3 separate regions of the Mus musculus genome follow, and all the other regions are linked to region 3. A link is a loop called in an ENCODE intact Hi-C map of the cell type or tissue named here. Cell type or tissue: heart. All regions are shown on one strand. Region 1 overlaps Kpnb1 (karyopherin (importin) beta 1). Region 2 holds the start of Cdk5rap3 (CDK5 regulatory subunit associated protein 3). Region 3 has its middle 4.7 kb from the start of Sp2.

The links. A loop is a pair of places that touch in the nucleus more often than their neighbours do. Peaks named below come from ENCODE experiments on the same cell type or tissue, not always from the same donor. Only the 100,000 strongest peaks of a DNase experiment are listed, where the experiment ranks them.
Region 1: a loop joins it to region 3, with 4 times the contacts of the local background. A loop is called at or near these places in 5 of 42 quality-filtered maps.
Region 2: it touches region 3 in a loop (2.2-fold over the local background); 6 of 42 quality-filtered maps call a loop at or near these places.

What each region holds. Positions count from the first base shown.
Region 1 is chr11:97,169,153-97,177,152 of GRCm38, forward strand. Kpnb1 (karyopherin (importin) beta 1) reads right to left here. Exons shown (of 22, transcript NM_008379.3): 9 at 6,597-6,698; 10 at 3,901-4,125; 11 at 2,370-2,561; 12 at 750-880; 13 at 1-143. Among named protein-coding and RNA genes, the nearest start is that of Kpnb1, 15 kb to the right of the region's middle. In heart, a CTCF peak has its summit at 7,907 (motif pointing left); no DNase peak of the experiment used is centred here.
Region 2 is chr11:96,912,087-96,920,086 of GRCm38, forward strand. It overlaps Cdk5rap3 (CDK5 regulatory subunit associated protein 3), which reads right to left and starts at 4,428. Exons shown (of 14, transcript NM_030248.2): 1 at 4,298-4,428; 2 at 4,065-4,110; 3 at 1,579-1,710; 4 at 1,296-1,396; 5 at 920-968; 6 at 131-309. The coding sequence starts at 4,303. Gm11525 (a long non-coding RNA gene) reads right to left here. Exons shown (of 4, transcript XR_880186.3): 4 at 6,849-8,000. In heart, CTCF peaks have their summits at 4,023 and 4,608 (motif pointing right); a DNase peak (open chromatin) is centred at 4,485; H3K4me3 peaks cover 1,904 bases; H3K27ac peaks cover 3,708 bases.
Region 3 is chr11:96,978,415-96,986,414 of GRCm38, forward strand. It overlaps a transcript of Sp2 not described here. Among named protein-coding and RNA genes, the nearest start is that of Sp2, 4.7 kb to the left of the region's middle. In heart, a CTCF peak has its summit at 4,168 (motif pointing right); DNase peaks (open chromatin) are centred at 187 and 4,167; H3K4me3 peaks cover 463 bases; H3K27ac peaks cover 1,164 bases; H3K27me3 peaks cover 4,881 bases.

The sequences.
Region 1 (8,000 bases), 190 kb after region 3:
TCTGAAGCACCTGCTGCAGCCGTTCCATAATGACCAGGGTGGTCTTCTGCACGGCAGGGTAACAATCCTTGGCACTGTTCTTTACGATTTCCATGAGAGACTCATACGCAGAGCTTCTCAGGTTATTCTGGTGTCCATCGGGTCTACAAGGACGCAATGCAAGTCAGGCCTCAGCCAAGAAGGGATAAAGGGGCTCATAAAGCAGACAACAGTTTCCCAAAAATAAAACCAGAGGTTGGGGATGCAGTTCAGAGACATTACCTATCACAAATAACTGTAAATAGGATGCAAAAATGGTTGGTAGCTGGGTGTGGTGGTGCACACCTTCAACCCCTTTGGGGCCAGCATGAGTTCCAGTATAGCCAGGGCTACATAGAGGAACCCTATCTCAAAAAACAAAAAACCAACCAGCAAACCAAAGAAACAAAAATCACGGGAACTGCCGGGCGTGGTGGCACTCGGGAGGCAGAGGCAGGCGGATTTCTGAGTTCAAGGCCAGCCTGGTCTACAGAAAGAGTTCCAAGACAGCCAGAGCTACACAGAGAAACCCTGTCTCGAAAAACCATTAAAAAAAAAACTCATGGGAGCGAGTGTTAGTCTAGATACCACACCCTCCCTAGCTCTCTCGTGGTTACCAAACCCTCTCCTCAGTTCTGAAAAGAGCAGGCTTCCTTTCTGTGGTCCCAGTGCCTCACTCTCCAGCAACAGCAGTGAGGGGTGCATCACGGGCTCCAGTGGGTATCAATTACCTGTCGGTGGTCTCCAATAGCTTCTGAACTATAAGTTCAAAGGAAGAAGACAGACAATAGGTGGCTGGTTCTTCTTGATCATCAGCTACATCTGCAGCTTCATACGCAGCTTCAGCCAGACTGGAAAAAGCCTGGAATGTAGAGATTTAAGATTTTGTTTGTTTGTTGTTGTTTTTCGAGACAGGGTTTCTCTGTGTAGCCCTGGCTGTCCTGGAACTCACTTTGTAGACCAGGCTGCCTCGAACTCAGAAATCCACCTGCCTCTGCCTTCCGAGTGCTGGGATTAAAGGCATGCACCACCACGCCAGTTTAAGATTAGTCTTAAGAGAAGCCCACTACAGGATTCTCTCATTGCCCCACCCGCTTTAAGATAATCTAAAGGATCAGACAGTGATGGCGCTCGCCTTTACTCCGAGCACTTTGAGAGGCAGAGGCAGGGGGATCTCTGAGTTTTGAGGGGGTGGGGAGAGGCAGCCTAGTTGCCAGAGCTATCTCTGTTTTGAAGAAAAAAGATCACTGAGAAAAGCAGTTCATTTCTCAGCACCCATATCAGGCAATTCACAACTGGTTCTAACGCCAGCTTCAGTAGATCTGAGGGAAGGAAAAACAAGAGGCTCTATTTCCCAACAGGTTCTTGAGACAACTCCTAATGCAATGTGGTCTACCAGGGAAACCACTAGAGACTCCATGCCTGGGAATCTATTAGGAAATGGTCATGTATTTATTTGACTACGAGTATTATAATTCTATGTGGATGTAGCTGTGCTAATAAACTTTAAAAACATGTATACATAAGCATCCACTCATAATTTCTGGGCTAGATAGTGAGACCCTGTCTCCAAATAAATAATAATGAAGATGATGAAAATTTAAGTATGGGAGAGCACACTTGCTGTCCTGCAGAGAGGATCCAGGTTTAGTCCCGAGCACCCACAGTTGGCTTACAACTACACGTAATTCCAGTTCCAGGGGTTGGAACCAGCCAGATACAAGGAATATATAAATGCATACAGACCAAACACTCATATACCTCAAGTATTTATACTGTGGATGCCTAGTCATCTGCCCAGCTCTCTAAGTGGCAGAATTCTTTTACTAAGGCCTACCATTTCCTATTCTTACACTCTTAAAAAAGGATTTTAGCCGGGTGATGGAAGCAGAGGCAGGCAGATCTCTGTGAGTTCAAGACCTGTCTCGTCTACAGACTGAGTTCTAAGACAGTCGGGGCTATATAGAAAAACTGTCTCAAACACACACAGACCACAGGATTTTAGCCCCACTCCTCCTTTCCCAAACTCTATCCCCAGTAAGTTACACAGCCTACAGAGTCAGCACAGAGGCTGCCTACCCCCTTTGGCTTTCATCCCTGTCTTTTTCCTTGTTATAAAAACAAAAAACCCCATTTAAACAAAGCTTTTCATCTAAAAACAAGCATAGGAGTACAGCAGGTGCAGTCCAAGTGCTCTGGGAACGAATCGGAGTACAGTTCCCTCTGGCTTCTCAAGACATTAAGAGACAGAACTCAGAGCACGCCTTTCAATGAGACAAGTAACCTTTCTCTCCCACACCTCCTAATGGCTCGGACAAGCTCCTGCCTTCACCAGGAAGAAAATCCCTTACCCAGCACACATTTGAAGCCACCCTGGGCTCAGCACTGAGGCCCTCAATCAGACACTGTAAAAGGGGTGCCAGGTAGACATCGTTGATGGCGGCTTCAGGCAGCAGCTCACAGATCCTGCCCACAGTCCACGCTGTTGTGTCTCGAACAACTACACTGGGGTCTTTCATTAGTTCTATTAGGGTGGGCATAGCCTGTAAATACAATAAAGCAAAACAAAAGGAATTCATAACGACTATCATTCAGAAGAAATACTCACGGGCATTGTGGCACATGCCTGTATCTGCAGCACTTGGGATCTAAGGGCAGCGAAGGGCACCCGTGGCTAGTATGTGTTATGTATGTACCAGGTTTGATGCCAGCCTGAGTTACAAAGACCTCATGTGAAATAGTAACAATCCCTGGCCCCATATAATGATAGAATGTTCTTAGATCCTTTGTAAAACAAAATAATAACAGTAAACAAAACAGTTTAAAATGTTCTTTCCCTTCACCAAATTCCATATATGATTCAAGATTGTAGTGGATACTTTCAAGCAGTCTATATGGAACAGGTAAAGACAAGAAGTGATCACAGTGGCACTGGCTTCTATCCTGACAGACTCAGTTCTTTATGCACAAAATTAAATTACCATGAGCTCTTCTGTCATTTATACCAGCAAAATAAAAATATTTCCATAAGAAAGACTACATTACATAATGTAAATTTTGTTCAAAGACTAGAATAATACCATTAAAAATTATAGAAATGGGGGGGTGAGCCTATCTACCCAACACTTGGGTAGTGGAAGTAGAAAAATCTGGAGTTCAAGGCCAGCATCACCCCACATCCTGATTTAAGGCCCAACACACAGGACCCTAAACAAACAAACAAACAAACAAACAAACAAACAAACACAGAGTAAATGGCTAAGCACTGCACAGTATAATTCCCATTTGCTTAGAAGGCTGAGTGAAGACATTCGTTGTGAGCCCTGGAGCTCAGAGCTAGTGGATATGGCAGCACTCACAGGCTGAGGCAGTAGGCTACCCTGGGATATATGTGGAGGCTCTCCAGTCCAAAAGCAACAGGAAAATGCTTACAATGTAGCATTTAAAAAAAAGAAAATAAGAAAAGATCCTGGTAAGACAATCTTCATAGTGAGAGCTCCATATCCTGCTCTCCAAAAATTACAGAAAACAAGTGCTAAGTTAAGAGATATAAGGTAAAGCCTTTTCTTTTTTTCAAGTTTCTTGGTCATGACTAAATTTTAAAAGTTATATATTTCACCATTAATGACAAGAAACTATACTAAGACAGGAAATGTATTGCATAGCATAGGATGGTCTCACTATTATCCAGTTAAGGGTGGCACCCTTGAGCAACTGACCTGTTAATCCCCACAAGAATGTGTGATTTGGGTTTGTAGGCCTGTGCTACGAACCATTCAATTATTTGGAAATCTTTGTGATTATTTAGAGTCACACATATATTACATGTGCGCACTCTCCACCCCCATTCCATTTCAAATCTAAAACTTCCCCGGGCTTTACCTGTATGACTAATGGTTTCAGTTGATTAGGCTCTGGTCCTTCCAAGATACTGCCAAAAGCCATCACTGCTGCATCCCGGTATCGCCAGTCAGGGTTCTTGATGTGCTCTTTAATAAAGGGAAGGACATGCGGCACAATGTCATCTTCACAGCAGGTGGACAGGAGCATGAGGCACACCCCAGCTGCTTTGCAAGGGTTCCAGTCATCGTCGTCATCGTTTTCATCCTGGTGACAGATGTGGCACTACGTAAGCTTTGCTTTGCTTTTTTTTTTTTTTTTTTTTTTTTTTGAGACAGGATTTCTCTGTGTAGCCCTGGCTGTCCTGCAACCAGGCTGGCCTCAAACTCAGAAATCCACCTGTCTCTGCCTCCCCAGTGCTGGGATTAAAGGCGTGCGCCACCACGCCCAGCCTAAGTAAGCTTTTCTTGCAATGAATTCACTTAGAAGGCTTGCTATATACTCCCAAGTATCATTAGAGCTTAATCAGGGAGTAAAATATAAAACACTGATTTAAAAAAACAAAAAACTTTTTTCACATTTCATCACAGCATAACCTACGTCACCCCAAGAAACAGATGGAAGAATACAATTATCATGTACAATAGAATTAAGAAACCTCCACTACCTATAAGAATGCCCAGGCTGGTGGAGCACACCTGTAAAAGTAAGACTTAAGAGCCTGAGGAAAGAGGACTATCTTAGTTTGAGACTAACCAGGTGTACAACGATCCTGTCTCAAACCAACAGCAGGTGGAAATGTAGCTGTTGGTAGAGGGCTTGCAAAGCCTGAGACTGGTTGTCAACAATACATATAGCAGCCATGCTACAACACCCCTGTAACTCCAACACTGGTAGGTGGAAAAAGGGTCAAAGTATATATCAAGTTTGAGATAAGCCTGTGATACATGCAACCCTGTCTCAAAAAAGAAAAAAAAAAAGTCTGTTCAGGAGGAAAAAATATAGCAAATATATTCAAAAGTAAAGGCATTCCTGGTAAGCATTGCAGATGCTGGAGAGATGTAGAGGGGCTTGTCTTCAATAGCTACTAGCTCCAGACCTGATACCCTCTCTAGGCCTCCAAGAATAGCAGCCACACAAATGGTGTACAGACATATGGAAGCAACACACACAGAGACATACATTTAAAAAAAAGGGTCAAAGCTATTAAACTTGCATATTCCTAACAAACTCTGAGACTGATATGCACCGAGAAACATGTACATTCCGGCACAGAATACTTCACAGCTCAGAGTCACACAGGACACTGCGAGATTCTCTTAGTAACAGTTCATAAACATGATAACAGGAAACAATGCAATGGATAAAGTGAGGAGAGCAGTGGTATAAAATCCAGTGCTCATGAGACCTCTGGCTGCCTTTAGTCCCAGCACTCAGGAGGCAGAGACAGGTGGAACTCTGTGCTCCAGGTCAGCATGGGGTACAAAGTGGAGTTCCAGGACAGTCAGGGCTACACAGAGAAACCCTGCCTCAAAAAGCTTAAACAAGCCAGGCGTGGTGGCACATGCCTTTAATCCCAGCACTTGAGAGGCAGAGGCAGGCAAATCTCTGAGTTTGAGGCCAGCATACTCTACAGAGTGAGTTCCAGGACAGCCAGGGCTACACAGAGAAAACCTATCTCAAAAAACAAAACAAAACAAAAAAAAAGCTTAAACAAAACAAAAAAACCTAAGAATGTTGTATGTACCCATCACTTAGATCTTCAAGACAGCTTTGATTTTGATTTTGTAATGAACCTTTCTTTGTGAATTTTAGGCCAGTCTGGTCTACAGAATTCCAGGAAAGCAAAGGCTACTCAGAGAAATTCTGTCTTAAGAAAATAGAACAAAAAGACAACTTGCTCTTGTTTACAAATATGAATGAATGTGTTTAAAATATGTGTATGCATGTGTCTGTGAAGGCAGGCCAGAAATACAGGTCTTCCTGGAGTTGGCAGCTGTAGCTACTTGAGTCCAGTACTCACTCTCAACCCCTGAGCCATCACTTAGCCATTGTAATGAATAATAACTGACATGGAAGGCTTTGGATTAGGTTCCAGGGTTCTTTTGACAGATCTCACTAGGTAGCCAAGTGAATTTGAATTTCTGATCCTCCCACCTCCAGATCCTAGTGTTAGGATCACAGGCACACACCTTGTTTTAGGTGGCCCTGAAGACCTAACCTCAGGGCTTCATACATGATGGTGGGTAAGCACTCTGCCACTGAGCTCAAATTCCCAGCCCCTAACAAGTATTTTTCATGGGTTAAGAGTCCTTTTTTGGATGTGTCCAACTTTATTCGTTTTTAAAAATACATACATAAATCCAATGATTTCATGAAACTATTGCAGATACTAAAACAGACTTTTAAGAGCCCTATAGGTAGCATATCAATTCTACTTTTTCTTTTTCTTCTTTGAAGCAGAGGGAACAGGTGCATGCCAGGCAAGCTTCCTGCTACTACCCACAACCTATCTTTATTGGAACTTATACAAAACACATGTTTCATGAGTATAAATGCTATAGCATTCATGAAATCACAGCAATGCAAGGTTTGTTCACAACCAAAATGTTTGAAACACTCAGGCACAACTCAGTGGCTCAGCTCAGCTAGTCCCAAGTTGAGTCATCCACAACAGATGGCGCCAACGTCATGCATGGAAGCTGTTCCCTACGGAACCAACCAGTCTAGAGGCTCACCTGTTTAGTCAGTGTCTGTGTGAGGATGGGCACCAAGTACTGCAGTGCTCCCTTGGCGTAAAATTTGCTGGTGTGCTCCGGGGGGCGTCCTTGCTCTGCTGCCTGAGGAGAAACACAAAGTACACAAGTTGTTATGATGAATGCTACGACCTACAGTAAGAACGACAGCAGGTATATAATGCCAGGGTTGTGTTCGCTGTGGTATTTGGAGCTGGTGGCCATACTCTGATCAACGTCAGCATTATGTAGCACACATATGCAGATCTATGCACCACGTTCCTGTATATTAAAGGACCATGCCTACTTTTAGAACTACATTCTTAGACTGGGGATGAACCTCAGTTGCTACAGTGCTTCTCTTGCGTGTGCAAAGCCTGTGGTTTAGTCCCCAACACTGCACAAGTCAGTGGGAGATGATCCATACTTAGCAGATGGGAGACAGAATCAGAAACTCAGGGTCATCCCTGAATACATTAAAAAGAAAAAAACTATTAATAACCTGACATCTAGTGCTAGAAAGATAACCCAGTCTAGTAAAATGTTTGCAAAGTTTCCTGTCCAGATCGCACATGAGAAAACTGTGTGCTGCCCGACACAGTGGTGCATGCTTTCAACAGCACTTGACAGGCAGTGGGACACATGAGCTCTAGGACAGCTAGAGCTACATAGTCAGACCCTGTTTTAAAAACAAAACAGAAAACAACTGGCTATGATTTACAAGTTCATAATCCTAGCACTACAGTGCAGAGAGAGTAGAGTCCTAGGCTCACTGGCTACCAGCCCCACCAGCAAGCCCCAAGTCCTATGAAACAAGTTCTCAAAAAACCCCCAGGGCTGGTGAGATGGCTCAGTGGGTAAGAGCATCCGACTGCTCTTCCAAAGTTCTGGAGTTCAAATCCCAGCAACCACATGGTGGCTCACAACCATCCGTAACGAGATCTGACTCCCTCTTCTGGAGTGTCTGAAGACAGCTACAGTGTATTTACATATAATTAATTAATTAATTAATTAAAACAAAAACAAAAACAAGATGGATAGGAACACCTGAGGCTGTTCTGTATTTTCAAAACACACAGGAAATGTATATGAAAAATCAACTAAGTCTGATATACAGTGCTTTTTTGGCTCACGAGATACACAAGGGTCACTCAAGATAAAGTTGCTCAAGGTCCCCAGTCAGAGACACCCTTTCCCCATAGCTGACTACTTCTCCAGAGCTGGTAAGTTGTCAATTACACATCTTGGTCCTAAGGAAACAATTCCCTGCGGCCACTTCAGTAAGCTGACAATCTGCTGCCCCCTTGTGTTCACAACAGAACTACCAGTATAAATACCTGAAACTGGCAAAAACATGCATTGTCTTATTAGTAAGGGAATCTGGTAAGCCGAAAAACAATCTCTACA
Region 2 (8,000 bases), 66 kb before region 3:
ACTGTAGGAAGGTGAGAGAGACCCAGGCCGGGCACAATCCAACTGAGAAAGAAGCCCGCCAGCTGCAGTGGAGTTGAGCCCGGAGAGAGCCAGTCCCAAGACTGTCTGGCTGCAATGAAGTGCTGCTCACCGTGATGCCATACTGTTTGCAGGAGTGGTAGAATTGCTCTCGCATCTCAGCGGCCCCAGCCTGGCCCTCCTCCTCCTTGCGGCTGTATTCTTGCTGCAGTTGCTGGCACTTGGCAATCTGCTTCTTCAGCGAGGGGATCTCATAGCTGACATTCCGAACCAGGAGGCTACAGAGTTCCACTGAGGAAGGCCCAGGAAATTGACTGTAGGATACCCTTGCCCTGAGGTGCACACAGATGCCCTAGCATGGTGGAGGAGACGGGGGCTGGCTTCTCAGCCTCTCCATTCCTAGCTATGGGACCCAAGACAAGTTGTGTACCCTCTCTGCTTCAATCTTTAGCTGCCGAACAGGGACTATTGTGTTTTCTCTGTGGATCCATATAAAACAAAACCCAGAGTGTTTGGTATACATTAATAATTACAATTATTTACTATTCAGAGTCATGATCCAAACTATAATCAACCATTAGTTGCTTCCTCTCAGGCTCCCAATATGGCCCACACATCACAGGATGGCCCCCACACACAGCGAGGGTGGGGGCAGTACGCACTACCTCCCCAAGGGAGAGAGACAGGCCAGATGACTGTTCAGTAGGGCACACGAAGGTTCACTTCCTGCCTGATTCTCCCTCTCATGGAGCACGTGCAAAACCGTTTTTCACACCTACAATCAGGCAACATCTGCGCCGCACCCCACTTCCTTCCAAGCTCTCTATCAGCTGGCTGTTTCAGAGCCACAGCATCGTGCCCGCCCCCTCATGGATGCTTGGCCCCTTTAGGGCAACTTTACCTAAATAGGTGTTGTCCTTCTCATACAGGCTTACGATCTCCTGCCAATCCTGAGAAGGAGAGCGAGGACATCAGCCAGGGGAGCAGCCACAGCTTCCTCCCAGCCAAAACCTGCAGAGAAGGCTGCCCCGGGCCTCCTAGCATACCAGACACAAACTCCTCAACTTCCTCCAGCTTTAACCTTGGCTGGACCACCCACATAATGATGAGACTGTGACAGTGATCCCCGACGGTCAGGATGTGTAAGCCCAGTGGACAGGTCCACTTTGGTATATATTATAGGGACAAAGATCAGGCATCTTGGCTTGTTCACCAGTGAGACTGCAGAGGCCGTGGATGTCCCCACCTGCACACTACCAGTCCTTGGCCATACTCACTTTCATCCGTTGTGAAGAGTACCGGCCAAAAATATTTTTGGTGGACGCCTCGGTGCCTTTAAGAAGGTCCACTATTCTTAGGCAGTGGAAGTAATGAATGTCTAGAAAGTAAGAATGAGGACTCTCAGAATTCCACCTCCCTTCCTCTCCCCTTGGCTACTGCAGGTGGCTGACCCCTGTACTCTGCTGCCAACCAGCATCTGCGATTCAGAAAAAAAATTCTCACTCTGGGGGCCACCCTGGTGACTCCAGGAAGGGGGGGGGGGGGTTCCAGATCACTCACAGGATCCAGAGAGCAGCTGGGCAATCTCCTGGCTCTCTGGCATGTCCTGGATGGCAGTGTTGATTTTTTCCCGGATGGTCAGCACCAGGCTCTGCCATTTTAGGTTACAGTGTCTTCTGTCCACCAGCCAGTCTGCACGAGAACCAGCCGGTCACCACAGCCCGCCATACCACTAACTGCCCACTGGGAATTCACTGGTTCAAGTGCCACATACTGGATATTGAACAAAAGTCTTTGTATTAGCTAAGAGAGAGGAATGGGAAGAGATGAAAAGACAGACAGACGCAGAGAGTCGCTTGGGCTAAACAGTCCCTGGCGCCCCGGCTTTATCCCCGTATGAGTTTTACAGAGCAACCGCCTTAACACAGGGATAAAGGAAAACTTTAAATTGGTCCCAACATGAAAGTGCCACTTTTGACCATTCTAAAGTCTCCATAATATTTTGCTTCTGTGTGTAATTATATCTTTCGTGTTGACAGAGGGTGCTGCTCAACTTCCATTTCCTCGGGGCTGGGATTAACCGCCACAATGGAAAACACAAGGTGGTTATGCCAAGTACCGGATGAACGAACAACTGCAAAGCCCCTAACACCTACCGCGCCCCGAAGGCTGGAGGGTGCTGACGGTTTATTTATTTATTTATTTATTTATTTAAGGCAGGTTCTTTCTACATAGCCCTGGCTGTTCTGGAATTCACTATGTAGACCAGGTTGCCCTCTGGAATTCACTACATAGACCAGGTTGTCCTCGAACTCACAGAAAGCCTGTTTCCCCAGTGCTGGGATTAAAGGTGTGCACTATCATGGCCCAACCTAGTCGCTCGTCTGTTTTTTTTTTTTTTAAAGATTTATTTATTTATTATATGTAAGTACACTGTAGCTGTCTTCAGACACTCCAGAAGAGTGGAGTCAGATCTTGTTACAGATGGTTGTGAGCCACCATGTGGTTGCTGGGATTTGAACTCCGGACCTTTGGAAGAGCAGTCGGGTGCTCTTACCCACTGAGCCATCTCACCAGCCCCGCTCGTCTGTTTTTAACTTTATTTACTCTGTATGCACATAAATGTATGTATGCACATGTGCCACAGCTCACAAGTGGAGGTCAGACGACAACTTTTGAGATCTAAGCCTCTCCTTCCATCACAGGGGTCCTGATGCTGACCTCAGGTCATCAGACTTGCCGGTAAGAACATTTACCTACTGAGCCATCCTGCTGGCTCTCAGTTCCTTTCCATCTCTCTGTACCTCAGTTTCCCCACACATCAGATGAGGCCCTATGCACCGAGCCTTGTGCCTCGCAGTGGCTCACAAAACCTTAGTGATTTCATCTTAACAAAGACAAGTATAAAATAGCAGCGGGGATGGAACAAATGCTCCATGGTGAGCGGTGTCCTACTGGTTCTTCTCAGGACTCGAGGACAAACTGGCACACCCAGGTAGATGCAGCGGGTGCCCATACACTATGAATACATGGTGGCCCGTGCCTGGCAGGCACTTGGGAGGACTCACCAGTGTCCATCAAAGGACTGAATACTCCCTCTCCTTTAAAACAAATCTTTCAACCGCTTAATTTCTCTCAAGCAACAACAGTATCAGAAATTCTGACTCTGAGTTCTTCTCAAGTTGTCAGAAAGGAAAACAGCAGACACCAGAATTCCTCCAGGGGCTGAGGTCGGCAAACACCCTCTTAAGGACGTGTTACCAGTGGACTGGCGTATCTGGTGAACACAAGGGCCAGGGGCTGTACACACCCCCAGAAGTGACAGAATGAGGGATGTAAGCCAGATGCAGAGACTGCCTGGTCACTAAAAGGTCTTCTTGTCTCTCTGTCATTTTCTTTTGAAATAGTGTCTCTCCATGTAGTCCTGGCTGCCCTGGTGCTTGCTATGTGGCCAAGGCCTGCCTCTGCCTTCTGAGTGCTAAGACTAAAGGTTTTTTGGGGGGGTGGGGGTGGGGGGCGGGGAGTACTAGGCTGGTACTTGCTATGCAAGCCAGGCTGTCTGAGAACTGCCACCAATCCTCCTGCCTCGGCCTCCCAAGTATTATGGTTACCAGTGTGAACCACCATGGTTGGCATAAAAGGTCTGTATGTGAGTCTTAGGGCCCTCTTCTCCCTAAATCCAAGGAGAGAAACTTTTTAAATAGATGGGAGAGGATTACCCACCCCAAATAATGCAAAATGCATGAAGACAGAACCAAACAGACTTAGGTTTCAAATGGATCAGCCATTTGCTTAACTGTCCATCTTTAACACTATCCATTTGTCCTGTGTGCCTGAATACGATTTGATACTACGTGAGAAACGTTAAAAGTAGAAAACACGGAGCCAGTACAGACTTTCCATGCTTCCTTCCTTGCAGAGCAAACAGTTCGCTGGAGTAAAGCACCTCAGCTGGGACTTTCACAGCTCCTGGCTGCTGGTTGGTGACAGGGGGCAACTAGCAGACCTCCCCCGAGAGCCGACCGCGCGGGGGCGCCCTCTCCTACCGAGCAGCTTGCTGGTCTGGATGTCGATGGGCACGTGCTGATGGTCCTGGTGGGAAATACGACCGGGAGGGAGGGCGTGAACGCGGGAAGGCGATGCGCCTCGCGCGCGCTCATTCCACGAGTCCAACCGCCACCCTGCAGGGGCAGAGCACCCGACAGAGGACGGGAGGACTTGAGGAGGCAGGACAGGAATCCCAGAGAAGACCCAGTTTCTCCAGCCCTGGTCCCCACACCTGCATCCTTTCTCCACTTCCGCTTCCGGCCAAAGACCCCGGCCCAGCCTAGCACCAATCCTGAGCGGCTGTGCTTGAGCCTCAGTTCCGAAACAAACCGGCCTCCTTCAGCCACGTCGCCGTCTTCAGCGGAGCCAATCCAAGACCACGCTCCGCCCCTCTGCTGAAAGCCCCGCCCATCACGATGTTCTGATTGGTTGAGTACCGGAGGGGCGGGAGAATAGCTGACAGCCAATGGAAGGCGAGAGGCGGGCTCCGGCCGGGTGATCTCCAGGAAGGGATGTTACACTTGCACGATGGCGGTAGGGGGCACCCAAGAGCCGTTTTAGGCTGCTTTTTCATCAGCCTGGCGCGGAGCCCCCAGCTAGAGAACGAACACATGCGCGGAACAGGTCCTAGCACCTTCCCGATGGCGTTTCGAAAGTAGTTAAAAAAAATACTTTCTTCCCACCATTTTCTCCCTTTACCACATATAGAAGGTCACAGGTCTCTTGAGGCTCTCGTCACATTTTGTCCTCCCATTTATGATAAATACGATTTTTGAGCACCCGATTCTTGTTGGACGACTGGGACAGGGAAGGGAGAGGAAGCAACACTCATTGAATAGTAAACAAAAAGTTGCGTGGTGGCACACGCCTTTAATCCCAGCAGGGAGGCAGAGGCAGGCGGATTTCTGAGTTCGAGGCCAGCCTGATCTACAAAGTGAGTTCCAGGACAGCCAGGGCTATACAGAGAAACCCTGTCTCGAAAAGCCAAAAAAAAAAAAAAAAAAAAAAAAAAAAGTTGCAGAAGGAAGGATGATGGCGGGTGTTCCTGGTGGAGTGGAAAGGCTGTTTCTGATGGAAGAGACTGCACAAACTTTAAAACTACAGCTGCAAGAGTGGTTCAGGGAAAGACAAGCAGGGGAGACCGGCAAAATATACGTGGTCCAAGACAAAGTGAAGTGCAAGGTCCCTTGTTTCACGAGGGATCTCAAGAGGACACTACACAGGTCTCCCACCTATAGCTGACCTCAGACCCACCTCTATACAGTAAAAGGTTTAAGGCAGTGACCCGGGAGGAGGCTGTAAAAATATAAGGATCGTAACAAAGAGTCCCTCATTAAGGAACTTGGACTTCACACTGCAGACAGAGAGGAACCACTGAAGGGTTTGGTACAAGGAAGGACATAACACATATTGGTTAGGAGGATGGGCTAATGGGCAATAAGGCTGTGTCCAGAGCAACTAGGAGGCTGTAAGGGAGAGGTTGGGCCTCACCTAGGTCAGAAGCTGTAGGGAGGAGATAAGCAGAATTTAGGAGGAAAACAGACAGGCGTTGGCAATAGATTGGCCAAATGGGTGAGGAGGGAGGACTCAAACATGACACTCAAGCTGGGCAGTGGCGGCACACGCCTTCAATCCCAGCGCTTGGGAGACAGAGGCAGGCAGATTTCTGGGTTCAAATTCAGCCTGGTCTACAAAGTGAGTTCCAGCAAAGCCAGACCTACACAGAGAAACCCTGTCTCCAAAAACAAAGCACACACACACACACACACACACACACACACAAAGATGACACTGAAGTGTTGAGTGGGAGTGCCACCACCTGAGATAATGACACCAGTTGTGGAGCATGTGTTGGAGAGGAGGGGCTTTGAACTTGTGGAGTTGGCAATGCTGGGGACTGTCAAGCGGACAGTGTGCAGAAGGTACTCAAGTCTGTATTTAGACTGCAGACAGTCATTAGCCTGAAAAGAAAGACAGCTTGGAAAGTCACAAACTGAGTTGTCGTGGCAGCTCCGTTCAAGGGCGGGCTTCAGATTTGAACAAGAAGTGGAAAGATTGAAAGGATGAGAGAAAGACATAATCCCAGTGACCCTGCAGACCTAGGGACGGCATTTCTAGATACCGTGTTCCTTCTTCAATCACTCCCCAACGCAACACAATACTCAGGGCTTAGTGGACCCTGGACTGAACTGCCTGGTGTGCTGCTGTAGTGGGAAGACCAAGATTCTGGCCCTGTGAGATTTGGACAGTTTCCACACTTCTCCAATAGCCACAGTTCTCTCGAGGTAGCGATAACAGCAAGCCTATCTCAGGGTGCTTCTATTTAGGGGCTTAAATAAATAAACACACTAAAGATGCAGAGCGCAGGGCAAGGATGGAGCTCAGTGGGTAGAGTGCAGAGCCTGTGTGCCTGAAGCCCTGGGTTCCATCCCTAGCACACATATATGAGGTGGCATAGATCAGTAATCCCAGCAGGTGGGAGGTGGAGGCAGGAGGCTCAGATGTTCAAGGTCATCCTGGACCACATAGTGATTTTGAGGCTATCCAGAATAGGTAAATCCAGTCTCAGAAACAGAAGGAAAAGAAAAGAATTAGGGGACTGGAGAGGTGGCTCAGCAGTTAAGAGCACTGGCTGCTCTTGCAGAGGACCTGGGTTCAGTTCCCAGCATCCAAGCATCCACATGGCCACTCACAACCACCTGTAACTCCAGATCCAGGGGGACTCTAATGCACATACACACAGGCCAGACATTCATACACATAAAATAAAAACAATACAAATATTTTTTAAATGTTCAGAACTTTTTACAGTTGACAGCATATTGTAGCTACGTGATCTCATGGTTTGTGAACTATACACACATATAAAATATATAATCATTATCATTACAAAGTAAGTTGAGAGGTATCCCTGGAAATAGTCCACAGAGAGGAACTGAGGGCCTCTTCAGAGCTCTCATGGGAACTTGGCTCCCATGTCAGGATGCTGACTCAAGCAAGTGGAATTGCTCAGACTCCCCTATGATTAAACACTGGGTTCCAATAACGTGGTGCAAGTTCCCTGGGACATCCCACGAGGCCCGGCCCTGCCACACCCTCCAAGGGTATCTCTCCTCCTTGAACCAACACCAGGGCACAGCAGGGGCTGTGCAGTCAGTCTAGCAGACCCAATCCTCTTGAGTCGTGAGGGTGAAACAGAGACCACCAGCACTTCACCCCTACCCACGGCTCCGTGCTGACTCACAGATCTTTGATGATAGTTCTGCCCAACCACTGACCCCAGGGGGAAACTAGCCCAGAGGACACAGGCATCCTGAACTTTTCTTAGGTCATGAGGCACTTGAGGCCTATGGGTAGACCTATGACCAGGTTGTTCAAGTCATTCACTCTGCCAGCTTTGGGAGAGAGGGAGGACTTTGCTTGTGGAACTCTCAGTAAGGAGAGGCTGCAGAAGGTTTCTGATCATGAATCTCAAATGTCTCTGCTGATTTAGAAGAGGGGACGGTGAAGAGGGACAGAGTCTGAGCCAGCCAGGCTTTGCAATGCGGAAGGACAGAGCCGCACAGTGCAGGTGCCCTGCAAGCAGGCTGCCCTGCCCTCTGTTATGGTTAGCTTGTTTACTAAGTGATAACCACCTGCCAGTGTAGATCTGATGTTTTATAAGCTGTATCTAATTTGATCCTTATAACAACTCACAGACAGGGCGGATTCTATTAGTAGCTAAGTTAAAGGTGAGAGAGCCAAAGCTTACATGGTTACTCGTCCAACACCGATACAGTTGATGCTGGGGAGGTTGGGATTCAAACCCAGGTCATGCCAGCCTCCTTAGCTTCCATTCTTGCTCTCTGTGTGACACACCTGTGCCCACCCTTGGCCTGCCACGATGGCTCAGCTGCAGTGGCCTCTCTGTGTCCTTCACCAGCCTTCAGAGTGAC
Region 3 (8,000 bases):
CATTTGCTATTTCCCGGGGGGCGGGGTGTGTGTGCCTAGAATCTGCATTTTAGCCTGCGCCTCAGGTGGGCAGAATTGCACGCTGGCATCCTAGCGACCCTGCTTGGTCTCTGCTTCATCTCCTCCTGTATGAGGGGCCGTGCTTGACAGGCACCACAGGTAGGTTTAGCTTTCTCTTCCAGGCCCTCTGCGAACGACTAACTTAGGCAAGCTGTACGTAGCACTCAGAGGGAATTCACGCTGGCTTGAGACCTGCGTGGGTAGGAAACCCCACACCCCATCTGCAGTGGACCCTTAGACTCTTGTTGAAGCCAGAGCACTCACACATCCACCTCATAGTACCACCCTTCCTGGTTGGTTTTGTTTTGTTGTTTTAACCCACAGTGAGAAAAAAATGTTTTACATCCAGTAAATTAACTTATAAGAACATGTAACAAAGCTTCCCAAATCAACATTTGAGAGACATTGATCGCAGGTAGATGAGACACATACATCCCTGCTGGGGTCTTATTTGCTGAGGATCAAGTCCCCAACACTAAGCATGAACTGTATAAACACTAAGCATGAACTGTATCGTCGAGCTGTTCCCCAGCTCTCATTACATTTTCTCTTCGCCTCTTCTATCTTCCTCCTCCTTCTTCCTGTCACTTCGAAGAAAAGGTTGCTGAGATAAAGTGATAACAAAATATAGAGCCAAGCTGGGTGGCAGTGGCCCAGGCCTTCAATCCCAGCAGCAGGGAGGCAGAGGCTGGCAGATCTCTGACTTTGAGTCCAGCCTGGTCTACAGTGAAAGTTCCAGGACAGCCAGGACTACACAGAGAAACCCTGTCTAAAACAAAAACCACACACACACACACACACACACACCACAAACCACAAACAAAAAAATAAATAAATAAACAATAAAGAGCCAAATGCTTAGAGTGTAGTAATTTGGAATTACCAGTCTACCTCTCTCTGGTTAGGTTTTGAAACACCAAACATCAGATGCTATCAGTTCTGGAGCTAGAATCCTTCACTTGGGGCTGGGAAGATGTCACTTGCTGTTCAAACACAAGAGGCCTGAGTTCAGAGCCCGTGTGAAAAGCTGGAGTTCAGCCTCTGTAACCCCACCTCTCACATGTGAGGTCAGGGCGGAGACCGGAGGATGGCTGGAGTCTGCCAGTGGCCAACCTAGCTCCAGGCTTTGTGAGACACAGCAACAGAGCAGGACCCAGTGTATGTCCTGCTCTGGCGTCCGTGTGCACATGTGTGCCCACGCACCGTTCCTTCATTGGGACTCTATGTCCTTTATAAAATCAAAGCTTTCTGCTTAAACTGGGTCCTTCACCCTTACACACACAAACACACACACACACACACACACACACACACACACACACACACGCACACATACCCTCCATGCTCTTGTCTTTCATGCCTTTCCCCACCTTTCTTTGCTTCCCTAGTCTTTTCTCTCAAGGAAAGGTGTCACAGTCCCTAAACACATAGGAGTTCCCTTTCTTCTTAGGTAAGCCTTTCCTTTGTCCTACAAAATCTGTTCTCTTCACTCCTGCCCAGTCAAGCTTCGCCTTGCTTGTGCTGGCTGCCCTGGTCTGTCACTGGCTTACATGAAGGACTCCCTTCTCCCACTCTTTCACTTCTGTTTGTTTCAGGGCTAGGGAATCAAGGCCAGGACCTCCCACATCGGAGGCAGTCTCTACCACTGAGCCCCATTCTCCCTCATGGCTGCCCTAAGGGACTGAGCTACAGTGGAAGAACTGGGCCTTCTATCCGAGATGATCAGGAAATGGATTCGGAGTTCAAGAATGACTTTGCATACTCCTACATCTGCATAAGACTTGTTTAGCCCATACATTCTGTTCCCAGGGCCAGTTTCCAGTTTGGCTTGCTTTGCTGTGTAGCCAAGGGCTCCGCCCGGATTCAGTGACTCAGGTACATTAGGGTGCAGGGGTTTTGGTGGGGAGGTGGGGCTGACTATCCTGCTGGGTGGAAACCTCTTCTAGGACAAAGCTGGAGGTAGCTAACTCTGTCCTTCCCAGAGGCCCTCTCATGAAGAACACATGAAAAGTGTGGGTGGGGGACAGTGAGAAAACCTAGGATTCACCAGTAGTAGTGATTGGGTGGTTAGTTGTTTTTAGGACAGGGTCTCAAATAGCCCAGGCTTGCCCAGAACTCATGATCTTCCTGCCTCTACCTCCCAAGTGCTAGGCTCTCAGGCATGGGCCACCAGACCCAACTGGTACCAATAGTTTTAAAATGAATGGTTCAGCCCTTTTAAAGCCTGTCAGTTTGTTTGTTTGTTTTTGGGTTTTGGCTATCTGGTTTTTTTTTTCGTTTCTCCAGGCAGGGTTTCTCTGTGTAGCCCTGTAGACTCACTCTGTACACCAAGCTGGTCTCATAGTCACAGAAATCCACCTGCCTCTGCCTTCTGAGTGCTGGGATTAAAGGGGTGTACGTTTGTTTTGTTTTTAGGTTATTAAAGGCACAGACAAAAACAGGGACCCTTTGTGTTTGCTTGTTTGCCCCTTGTACTGGGCATTGAATCTGGGGCCTCATGCTTGCTGAACCAGGGTCCACTGAACCACATTCCCTACCCTACCGATGAGTCTTTCAAGTTCATTCATAAGCCCCCTCAGACCACCGCACAACTGTTTTTTTCTCACAGGTCTCCATTTCCAAGAGACTAGGCAGCAGGTTCCACTATGCCTGATTCCTATACTGGGGATTGAACCCAGAGCCTCGTGCACAAAAAGCAAGTGCTCTAACCACATCAGAGTCCTGACTATACGTCAGACTCAGCAGTTCTGAAGTTGGGCTCCTGTCTCATCCCAGGATGTCAGTCCCTAGGATGGAGCCGAGCACCTATATGAAGAAGACCCTCAGGTAATCCATGTGTAAGCAAGGCAGATGTAAACAAAGCATTCCTTCACCAAAGGCCCTGAGCCAACCCACTCCTGCCTCTCCATCCCTGAAGAGCTCCTTGTTCCACCCTACCTGCAGTGGTGTTTGAAGAGCAAAGGTGGCTAGGCGGTTCCAGCTGTGTCTGCCCACATCACCCACGTCACAGCGCCATCTTGTCCCTGGTGGGTCTGGAAGCAAGTTCTGTCGGTGCTGCCTCCAGCTGCTTTGAGCCTCCTCCTAGTCCACGTTTCCACTCTGTCCCCATTTCTAGTGTGCAAAGTTACTCGTTCTCCACCACGTATGGTCCATGTTTACCTTGACCTCCACCGCGCGCCCTCCACTACCGGCACAGTGCCGCTGGCAGGCGCACAGCTGTTGGCGGTCCTTTGAGCACTTCTCACTCGGGCTCAGCTTGCTCCATGTCCGCTCTATTGCTTCCCTGGCTTCAGCTTCCTGTGAAGCCCTTCTGGGCTCTCCCTGCTTCCCAGCCCTCTCTGTTCTCTTCTGCATGTGGCTGCCCTTGTCTATCCAGAGTCCCCAAGGGTGCTGAGCACACTGAAGGAGACACACGGAGTCATGGTCTCTGTCCCCAGGAAGATATAGAAAGATCCACAAGGCTCAACATTGCTCTTGGTCTAGAAGCATGTCCTGACTGCCTTTGTCTAAGGGCAGGCAGCCTTGGCCTCCACACCGGGTCACACTCCCTCCTATGGCCCAAGTTTGACAGGCTAATTCTTCAAACCATTACAGCCCCCTCAGCCTTCTGAGGATGCTCACTTTTGCCTTAGGATCTCCCCATGGCCTCTGCCTCTTCCTTTTCCTCCTCTGGTTTTCTTTCTTCATTCTCTCTCCACCTATGGAGAAGACCCTCCCATACATCCCTGACGCCCTGATGCATAAACCCCGACAGTGGCTTGATGGGAAAACCCTTGGTTTGGGTGAACCATCCAGGAACGCCAAAGGTGGATTCCCTCGTATGTTCTAGCTCCCCACAGTGTGCATCCTGGTGCACACATACAGCCACCAACTGCCCGTGTTGCAAACCCAGGGATACCACTTCCGTCCCTTGCTGTGACCCCACAGCTCCCTCTACCCTTGGCCTTCCTGGCCAGGTGGATGGCTGCTGGCCAACTGCCACAGAATCTCCCAGCAAGGACATTCCAGCCATCCCTCCCTCCGGTAGGTTCTTCCTTCTTGCCGAGGGCAGGAGGAAGTGCTCTCTGGGCAGGTGTTGGTCCTCTGTAGCACTCACGTGTTGCCGCCAGAGGGCACCCAAGGCATTTCAGAAGCCCCTGACCGTGGTTTTACATGCCCAAAGGAGGAAACACAGATAACCTGGTGGATATTCTGGGCCTATTATTGGCCAGCCTAGGCCGTCCTTCATCCCTGGGCCTTAAGAATCCTAGGACCCCTACAAAGAGATTCCTTTAAGAAGAGCCATTTGCCTCCTCAAGAGAGCACATCCCCATCTGCCCGTCCCTCAGCGTCCCAGAAAACACCATCCACCTCAAACTCCTGCTGGCCCTCTCCTCACCATGAGCACATTTCCATGGAGCCATCAGGCTTCTCGAGTCCAGGCTTCCCACAGCAGACCAGGGTCATCCCTGGACTAAAAGCCTTTAGCCCTCACTAAGCAAGCATGGCACGTCCCCTCACCCCCTCCCCTTAAAGCTCTTGACCCCCTCTGTAATGCCACAATGAAATAACCTCCTGAGGGGTCCCCGACACTCCTGAGGGTGGAGGGTCACAGAGGCTGTTGGCAGAGCTCCTTCACCTGGAAGCAGGACCCAGCTGGCAGAGACTCGGGAAGTGGGTGATGGTGGCGATAACAATAACAATAATCATATTAATAATACCATCGGGGCCACAAAACGGCTGTGAAATACCCTCTAATGATCCCTTGTATTTATAGATCTCCTTCTCTTCAGAGCCATTGCCCAATTAACCCTCCCAGCTTCCCTAGGAGGGACAATTAACCCCATATTTTATGACCAGGGGAAACCAAGGCTCGAGAAGGTGCTGGAGTTGGCTGAGGTCACAGTGAATTGATGATAGCATAATTTGTAGGACGGCACTCCTGTCCTTTCCTCTGTACCCAGACCCACATACTTACTGCCCATCCCGCTCTGCCTGGCAGCCATCACCTCAATGCAGGGAAGACTCAGGACTTGGTCCAAACCACCTGCAGTTCTGAGGACAGAGGCCTTAGTTAAGGAAGGCTTAGCCAGGGGACAGTGTAAGCGCTGAGCGCCGAAGACATGGTCATTTCTGATGGGCATGGCTCCCAGTCTTTCATGGTCCTAGTCAAGACTGTTGAGAAAAGGAAGGTAGGGCCTTGGGATGCCCCCCCCCCACACACACACACACACACTCAGCTGCTCCACCCTACAGCATCTCCCTACAAAAGGCACGGGGCATGCCTTTTGTGTGGATGTGTGTGTGGTGTGTGAGTTCTGGTACAAGCACATGTGTGTGCATATGGTCATAAGAAGGCGATAGTTGTCGTCCTCAGTCTCTCATTGAACCAGAACCTGCAGATTCAGCTAAACTGGGGCCAGTAAACCCTTCTGTCTCCACCTTCCCCGAACCTGGGTTATGAATGTGCACACTGTTTTTGACATGGGTACTGGAGATCTGAACTCAGGTCTTCATGCTTGGGCCGCAAGTACTCTATCAACACTCATCTTCCAGCCCCCTGAAGAATATATCTTCAGAACAGCTATACACCCAACAGTTAACCTCTTCCATGCCACAGTACTAGAAGACAGCAAGGCAGTTCCTAGCAAGGAGAGAGACAGGTTAAGGAGAAGAAGGAGAAGGCAGGGGAAGCAAGAAGAGTTCTGGAGGGGGCTGGAGAGACGGCTTAGAGGTTACAAGCGCTGACTGCTCCTCCAGAGGACCCAGATTCAATTCCCAGCAACCCACAGGATGGCTCACAACCATCTGTAGCTCACACATCTGACAAACAGATGCATGTGCAGGCAAGACACCAATATCTACATACATACATACATACTACATATTTGACCTTTTGAAGGATAAGAGCAGTCTCGTGGCTCACCTGGAAGGGATCTGACACCACTAGGAAGAATGTGTGGGCAGGCCTGGGACACAGGACTGCATCTTAGCTTTAAGTTTCCATTTGGAAAGTATAAAAAAGAAAGAGGAAAGTCTCCTGTGGCAGTGCCCACCCAACATCCGAGTACTCAGGCAAGAGGACCATCATGAGTTTCGGGCTAGCCTGTACCACATAAGGAGACCAATACAAAAAAATTGAAAAAAGGAAAGAACTCGTGTTTACCTGCATTGTGAGGGTTTAACCTCCAACTCCATAAAAATGAGAAATAAAGATATTTTTTACTCTGCACCCAGGCCCAGGAAGCAGACCATCCTGCTGTTTACCGCTGAGAGCAATAGGGTCCCCTAAGCTGAGAATTCACTGTTATGAAAAGTACTGGTGACAGAACAGATGGTGGTGGAAGGGTGGGACTCTGGGCTGGAGAGGAGTTCTTGTCTTGGCCACTGAGGTTGGGGGGGGGGGGTGTCACTGTATTGAAAGGACAACAGCGCCAGCCAAAGCGCTCGGCTTGGAGCCTTTAAGTTGCTGCTCTAGCTTGCTCCTGCCCCAGGTCCCTTCCCACTCTGCCCCTGGCCTCTGACCCCTGCAGTCCCAGCCTGGGCTGGTTCCTCCCCTGGTTCCTGGTTTCACCTCTGAAACTCCAAGGCTCCACATTGCTGAGATTTTACTAGGGCTCCCAGCTGGGTCCCACCTTTGATCTGGCTTCAAAAAATCAAGAGCAGTAACACGGGGAGCAATTGCGGAGGAAGGCAGGAGGCAGGTCCTGACCAGCCCGGCCCACTCTAGTGAGAAGCTGGTGGCAGGGGGAGGGGTCATGGAAGCAAAGCCACCTTTCCTCCCTAACTTCCCTGGCCTTCAGAGTGTGGACCCCAATCCCAGCAGGAGGAAAGGTTAGCGCCTTCTCCCCACACTGGGTTTTTCTTCATAGCACCCCGCTGGACTAGGTTACCGCTCAACTTCAGTCCTTTCCCTACAATTTCCCTGGCCTGTCCCTGGGGAGTGGCTACTAACCACACCAGGTAGGGCCTGACCGTGGGCAAGTCCACCCAGCTGGGTAGGCACTTGAGACATTACTCAGATCGCTGTCCCCACACCAGAAGGACTCTCTTAGAAGTCTGGACTCAGGTGGGGAGGAAAAAGTTCAGCTGGGAAAAGGAAGGGACCAGCTTTCTGGTGCCTCCACAACCCAGTGGTTCAGGCTGTAAGCCCTGGCTTAAGGTCCCCTAGCATCCTCAGACAGAGGCCCCACCCTCTTCTGTTCAAAGACTCTGGGTCCGCATCTGCTGGAGAGATGCTCTCTCACCTGCCCTTTTAAGTGGTTAGCAGTGTGCATCCCCCATCCCCAGCTGAAGGTCCTGGGCTTCTCCATGCAGGTGGGGATGGAATGTAGGAGATGGCAAAACTCTCTTAAGAGTTCAGCTGCCCCCCAAGTAAAGACAAGGACTCCCCTGGACAGCCTCCTTTGATGTGGAAAGAGTAGGGGGTCTGTCTCAGGAGAAGCCTGACAGCCATGTTTAGCTGAATAGGAACTAAAGGCGAGGGATCTGGGCTCACACCTTCCATGGGGCAGAGTCACTTTGAGCGTTTTTTAGACTCTGGTTGAAGTGTGGGACACCACCAAGCCAGAGATTTTGTATATTTTCATGTCCCTATCTTGCCATCTGTACCCTTCTCCCTCCTAGAGAAATAACTGACATCCCCCACCCACCCACCCACACACTGAAAGTGTTGCTTACAGGTTAGGATTTTTCTAGGATGTTCGAGTCCCGTGCGTAGCACCTCACACATAATCTGGGTGTATGGGGGACAGGGCCATAACTGCTTGGTAAACATCAGCCCAGATGCTATGTTTAGCCTGCCAGGCTACTACCTGGAAGACCCCTTTGAAAGTTGTCCCTCTGTTCTCTCATCGTCCACCCTGCCCTCAGCACCTCTCCCTGACCTGGGGGCAGAGAAGAGAGCCCAAGGAATGGAGGAAGTTGGGAGCCACCTAGTCTCCAGGGGGCGGGATCCCAAA